2 separate regions of the Homo sapiens genome follow, and region 1 is linked to region 2. A link is a contact called in ENCODE Hi-C data. All regions are on one chromosome and are shown on one strand. Each heading gives the region's core, a stretch centred on a gene start or an enhancer-like site at or near the end of the contact. The rest is flanking DNA. Distances are from core to core; before and after follow the strand shown. Region 1 holds the start of TMEM135 (transmembrane protein 135). Region 2 holds the start of ME3 (malic enzyme 3).

Region 1 (3,254 bases), core at 99-2,598, 370 kb before region 2:
AATAAAAATGAAATGGGTGCCTGCAACCTCAAACAAAGTCATCACCTTCTCCTGTGTTATCTCTGAAATACATAATCAGACTTTTCAAGAAGTACTACAGATACAGCCATGACACACTTTCAGGAACATTAGGGTATAAATCTAAATTACTTCAATGAGAAATAATAATTGATCATCTGCTGAATATTGAAACTTTTAGAAGACATACAAAAAATATGATCTGTCTTCTTAGGACACAAACTGTAAGGCAAGAAAATGAGACAATGCACTTCAATGGCCAAAGTAATAATAAATCTTTAATATCAAGGATAAGATTATTGAAAAAAAGATTTTGCGGAGAACATTTAAGAGCATCTTTAATAGTCCTCAGTGTTACATATACATACTGCCAAATATTCCCTATTAATTGCCCTGTATGTAAAGTTGTGTAACAGAAGGTCCTAGGTGACACAAAGTCAGATGTCCTAACCAAGTTCACTGACTGAAAGACTGGCATCACCCTTTAAATCACCACACACAATCTCAACCCAGGAGTCTGTTCTGTGAACTTGCAAAAACACTTGCAAAACCCCCAAATCACAATCCTGTCATCTCAAAACTGAGTCAAGATCTGAGGCCACAGGGACTTAGGGCCAAATATGCCTTCTTCATTAAAAAAAAAAAAAAAAAAAAGCAAAATAAAACAGGGGAAACTAGATGAGGAAAGATTGCAGGTCCTTCTCATAGCCTCGCTGACCTACAAATACCTCTCCATCACAAGGCAGGCCAGAGGAAAATAAGGCTGGTCTTTGAATTAACGTTTTTAAGTGTCCTAAACTTAATTCTAAAAGTTGGGAGCCATCCTCTTCCTAGCAACAGGCATTCAGATGACAGCTCAATCTCTAATTCCCCTCCTCCTTCTCCCTTGCAGGAATTGGTATATCCTTCCCTTGCGACCTCCCCCTTCCCCCTACCGACCCCCCAAAACACTCCGACCCCTCCAAAAGAGAGCCCGACACAAGGCAAGTCCCCCAGAGCCCCTCGGGAGCACCAACTGCAGCCCCCGGCCCATCTTCCAGACTAAACTCGCCCTGCGGGACGGGTGACGGGTCTCACCAAGTACAGAGGAGCATAGATCTTCAGGGACTCCTCCAGGGCGCCCCCGGTGATCTGCAGGAAGGAGACCCGGCAGGAAGGGTGCCAAGTGTGGCCGATCTCATAGCAGTTATGAGGGATGGACTTGCTGAGGGCCGCCATGACGAGGAACAGCGCGGAGAAGACAGGAGGGGGAGAGCCTGAGCCCTGCAGGGAGGGGCGCGAGAGCCCAGCCGCCAGCCTCTCGCCCGGCCAGCACTCGGAGGTGCGGAATGGAGGGGAAAGGTCACGAGAGCGGGGTTACTCTGGGCCAAAGTCCTCGGATGTTGAGCGCTCGGCGTATCGCAGCTCAAGGGGGCGGGACGCGCACCGGGGAGGCGGGGAGAGGCGGCGCGTGCGCGCTCCCTCAAGAGGGCATCCGCTGGGGCGCGTTCCCGCGCGGCGGCGCGGCTGGGTGAGCGGAGGCAGAGAGGATCTTCGCACCCAGAGCCGAGGCTGTACGCGAGGGAGCGCAGCTCGGGGACGAGCCGCCTCCCCACCCCCGCGACGCCGTGCCCGGCTCCGGGGCGCAAGCGCTATGGCAGGTGCGCAGTAGGGGGTGGCTTGGGTCAAATTGTACTTCAGCTTCCAACTGCAAGCCAAGTAGAGCGGAGGGTAGTGGAAGAAAGGGATTAAATGTCTTTGTTGGGAGCTGGTGGAGGAAGAGGGTTGCCAGAGGAATGCCTGGGACAAACGTCCTCCCCAGCACCGGGAGCTTGCCTTCCCGAGAGTCCCAGGTAATAAACAGCTAGGGCTGCCTGCTAGTTGCAACTAACTACCCCCAAGTGCTGGGCTTTCCAAGCTCTGTGATACCTGCGAAGGCTTGAAAAGTCTCAGCTATGTTCATACCCCGACCGTGTGTGGGGAAGGGCAATAGGTCATCCTGTCCAAACCTTAGGCCACGGAGCAATCCTGTCTACAGCATCTTTGATAGGTGCTTATCAACCAAACAGCACACACAGTAGAGGCGGCAGTCGTGTGTTAGAACTCAGACCTGGCTAGGGAACTTGGCCAACAATTAGCAAGACAAGGGTCCTGTGTTGCTTGAGTCATATAACCCCTCTGTCAATCTCCTCACATGTAACAAACCTGCCAGTTTCTTTGGATTTCTAAATTCCATAGTCTCTTAAAGCAGAAACGAACTACCTTTAGAAGAATTCCATTCGAATCTTCTAGTCTTCATTCATTCATCTACAAATATTTACTGAGTCATTACTATTTACCAGGCACTGTGCTAAGGAAACAAACAGAAACAAGAGAGACAAGATTTTTATTTTCACGAAGCTAGTATTCTAGAGGGAGAAGACAGAAAATAACAAAGAAAACTGAACAAGATAATATCAGATAGGTGTAGTTGTTTGAAGAAAATAAAAGAGAAATACTCAGATGAAAAGTCCAAAACAACAATGGCAAAAAGATAAAAGTATCTTTCTCTCAGGTAAAGGTAGGCAGTCCTAGAATAAAATGGTGGCTCCATAACGATTAGGGATCCCAGCCTCTTTGTGACAGTTTGCTATGCCATCTGCTACCTGTGATTTCCACCCTAACTTAGAAAATAACATGACATCAACATGCTAGCCAGGAAGACCAGCAAAAGGGGAAGAGAGGCCGGGCGCGGTGGCTCACACCTGTAATCCTAGTACTTTGAGAGGCTGAGGCGGGTGGATCACTTGAGGTCAGGAGTTTGAGACCAGCCTGGCCAACATGGTGAAACCCTGTCTCTACTAAAAATACAAAAATTTGCCAGAAATGGTGACACGCTCCTGTAATCGTAGCTACTCAGGGACTGAGGCAGGAGAATCGCTTGAACTCAGGAGGCAGAGGTTGCAGTGGGCCAAGATCACACCACTGTTGCCTTGGCAACAGAGAGAGACTCTATCTCAAAAAAAAAAAAAAAAAAAAAACGGGGGGGCGGGGGCGGGGAGAAAAGGGCATACTTCCTGTTTTTAAAAAAACTTCCCAGAAGATCCATACAAACTACTACAACTTACGTTCCTTGGACAAAGCTTAATCACATGGCCACACTTCATTGCAAGAGAGGATGGTGAATACAATCTTTTTTAATTAATGGGACAAATGCCCAGCTAACATTTGAGGTTTTATTACTGAGCAAAATGGAAAAAACAGATATTAGAGGCAAC
Region 2 (3,077 bases), core at 544-3,043:
CATGTAAGAGACTTTTATATGTAAACTGTACAAGCTTTAGTGAATTGATGCTATAAAAATTATGTTCGCTTGTTTGGAAACCTTTGTTGTTTACATCCTGGTTTCAAATGACTAAAGTTACCTATTAGATATCCTCCAGGGGAGGGAAAGGTCATTGTATTCAGCAAGGGCAAACTGGTTCAACAATCAATTTCCAAATATTTGCATGCACTAGATACCAAAGATGGAAACACACATGATCTCTGCCCCCCAAAGATGTTGACTGGTGGGAAGAAGTGCCAATATAAAAATAGTGTTGAAAGGATTTAGTTAATACTATTGGTTGCACACAATCACACATCTGACACAAACTGGTTTAAGGCAGAAAAAAAGATCATTTATAAGCTTATGTAAATATGCAGTCCAAGAGTAAACCTGACTTCAGGGATGTAAACCCTACTGGATGAGAATCTTCATGGATGGGGCCTGGAAAGCTGTATTTTTGCCCCATCCTTATTTCCTACCAGGTAATTGTAATTCTGTTTTGGAAATAACTATTTTACGTAGATCATTCAAGTTGAAAATTAGATATTACACAGGGAGGAGAGAGACTGCAGGAGGAGACGATTATTCCTGAAGGGATGAGGGAATCCTGAACTCAGGCAGGAGCACCCCTTAGCACATTATGGGCCATGATGTCTGCTTGGTACTTACAACGGGGCTAATGCTGGCACCGGGAGCTTTGAAGGGGTGTCAGCAGAGGACCGTGCCAACTGTCTGTCAGTAAGTCTAAGGGTTCACGATCCTTATGAAAGTGGCTGCCACTTCCCTTCACCTAACAACTATTTATTGTGCAACTACATACCAGGCAGTGAGCTAGGCAGTGAGGACACACAGGTTCACAGGCAAAGAGCCTCTCTTCATGAAGCTTACATTCTAGACAGGAGATAGTCAGTAAACAATCAGAAAAACAAGCGCGCTACTGACTGTGTTAAGTTCTCTAAAGAGAAAAACCCCTTCACTCTATAGTTCCTAGTGCAGGCTGACATTGAATGGGATAGAGGAAAGGCCTTCGAGTTGACAACTTAGTGGAGAACTGAGAGGTGGGAATGAAGTAGTGGTTTGCAAGGCTGGAGTATGAGCCTTCCAAGGAGAGGCAATAGCAAGTGCAAAGGCCCTGCAGTGGGAGGGAACCAAGTGGGGTGAAGACACAGGAAGGATCAAGTATGGCCAGAGATCAGTGAGAAGGAAAGAGTAGAGTAGGATAAGTCTGAAGAGGCTGGCAAGAGCCAGTTTATGGGAAATCTTGTAGGCCCTGAAAGTTTGGATTTTATTCCACACACAACAAAGTGTTTGCTTTAAAAGGAATCTCCTGACTACTGTGTGGAGAAAGTATAAAATTAAGTTTGGGGCTAGATGGACCCCAAGATCCCTGTCTGGCCCCAATAACCCATGGCAAACTCCATGGGGTCCTCAGAAGTCCTCTTAGTAACTGTGGCTCCTATGTCAATGATGCTTAATAGAAGTATCCGCAAAAACAGAAATGTTCTGTATCTGCATACAAGTGGCTCTTGAACTGGAAATGTGGCTAGCGTGACTGCAGAACTGGATGTTAAATTTTATTCTATATAGACTAATTTATTTACGTTTATATAGCCACACGTGGCGAATGGCTATTATATTGGACAGCACAAGGCAACACTGAGCACCGAATGCCTGAGGATTTCTACTCCAAATCCTGAAGGCACGCCCTTCCCCGAATGTTGGGAGAGTGCGAGGATATGCTGACCCCCAAACGCAAATCCCCCTCTGTGCATTTAGTCTTGCCAAGATGGAGAGTCTCAGGCGGGCATTCTGAGCTGCTTCTTGTCACTGGGGAAAACCACGTGCACGCAGTGCTGAGGCGCCCCACGCGCGTCCTCAGGGGAAGCCAGGCACTGAGAACAAAGGTTGTGGGACCGCTCTTTGAGGAACTCACCAGCTCCGCGAGCTCGCGGCCGCCAGCGCGGTCCACCCATTGGCGGGAGAGGACTCACAGACCGCAGCTCCTCACCCCGCCTGCTCCGCAGCGGGACCGCGTAGACCTCAGCTCCCCGAGCAGCGCAGGTGGGCCAGGGAAGGAGAGGACCGAGGCAAGCCACCACGCGGGATTAGGGGTACGGGGACCCCTCGCCGCGCAGTCGCCTCTTTTTCACAGGGATGGGGGCAGGGGTGGCGCCGGCTGTCACCCGCACCGGATCTGCTTCCAGGGCTTGGTTTCGCTTTGCCTGGCTCTTGGCTAGGCCTGGCGCCCCGCGCGGAGCCGAGCAGGTGGCAGCCGAGGAGTGGCGGGGGCTGGAACATTTAACCCTTTGGGAGCACCTGCCCTCTCCCAGAGGGCGCGTCCCCGGATCAGGCCCGGTGCCCCGCAGCGCGCGTGGGTCCTGGCTGGCTGGAAGGAGGCCCTGACCTTGCTTTCTCTCCCGTGCCAGGTCTGCCAAGGACCATGGGTGCCGCGCTGGGGACAGGCACGCGGCTGGCTCCCTGGCCGGGCCGGGCCTGCGGCGCCCTCCCGCGCTGGACACCCACCGCGCCCGCCCAAGGCTGCCACTCCAAGCCTGGCCCGGCGCGCCCTGTGCCCCTGAAGAAGCGCGGATACGATGTCACCAGGAACCCTCATCTCAACAAGGTAATGGGCCAGAGGGCAGGACGGCCCGCGTTGCGATCCCGTGGCTGCCGGAAAATTGCGCCCCGCCCCCTGGACCCAGAAAGGATCCTCCCGGGCGCCCTTCCAGCGGTTTTTCTGTTTTTGCCTTGCAGGGGCTTGTTGTGACTTGGTTTGGCTTTCTTGTCCCTCCTCTCCCTTTTATGCGTGGAGAGAGGCGACCAGTAATGCAGGGAGCCTAATTTCTTCTGCAGTAACAACACAGACCAGGTTTAGATCCTCGCGGTCAGTCTGACCTGCGGTCAGCTCTCCCCTTGATGCTTACTAATTTTATTGGTCTTGGGCAGTTCATTTAACCTACATGAGCCTAGGTTTCCTTATCTGTAAAAGAGATATAATTGTCTTAGGAATGTCGTGAGATCTAAAGAGAAAATGCGGGTAGAAAATGGGGGTA

Evidence for each region. A loop is a pair of places that touch in the nucleus more often than their neighbours do. Pooled maps may share reads with other maps.
Region 1: a loop to region 2 is called in a map of naive thymus-derived CD4-positive, alpha-beta T cell, with 8 times the contacts of the local background. The contact joins the promoter of TMEM135 here to the promoter of ME3 in region 2. A Hi-C loop is called at or near these places in 2 of 168 maps with a recorded cell type or tissue (naive thymus-derived CD4-positive, alpha-beta T cell and transverse colon) and 7 of 50 pooled maps.

The regions. Positions count from the first base shown.
Region 1 is chr11:87,036,028-87,039,281 of GRCh38, reverse strand. TMEM135 (transmembrane protein 135) reads right to left here and starts at 1,348. Exons shown (of 15, transcript NM_022918.4): 1 at 1,096-1,348. The coding sequence starts at 1,236. LOC105369422 (a long non-coding RNA gene) reads left to right here and starts at 1,487. Exons shown (of 5, transcript XR_007062827.1): 1 at 1,487-1,658. RefSeq lists a silencer at 1,327-1,716 and an enhancer at 1,373-1,873.
Region 2 is chr11:86,671,332-86,674,408 of GRCh38, reverse strand. ME3 (malic enzyme 3) reads left to right here and starts at 1,793. Exons shown (of 15, transcript NM_001161586.3): 1 at 1,793-2,085; 2 at 2,451-2,647. The coding sequence starts at 2,465.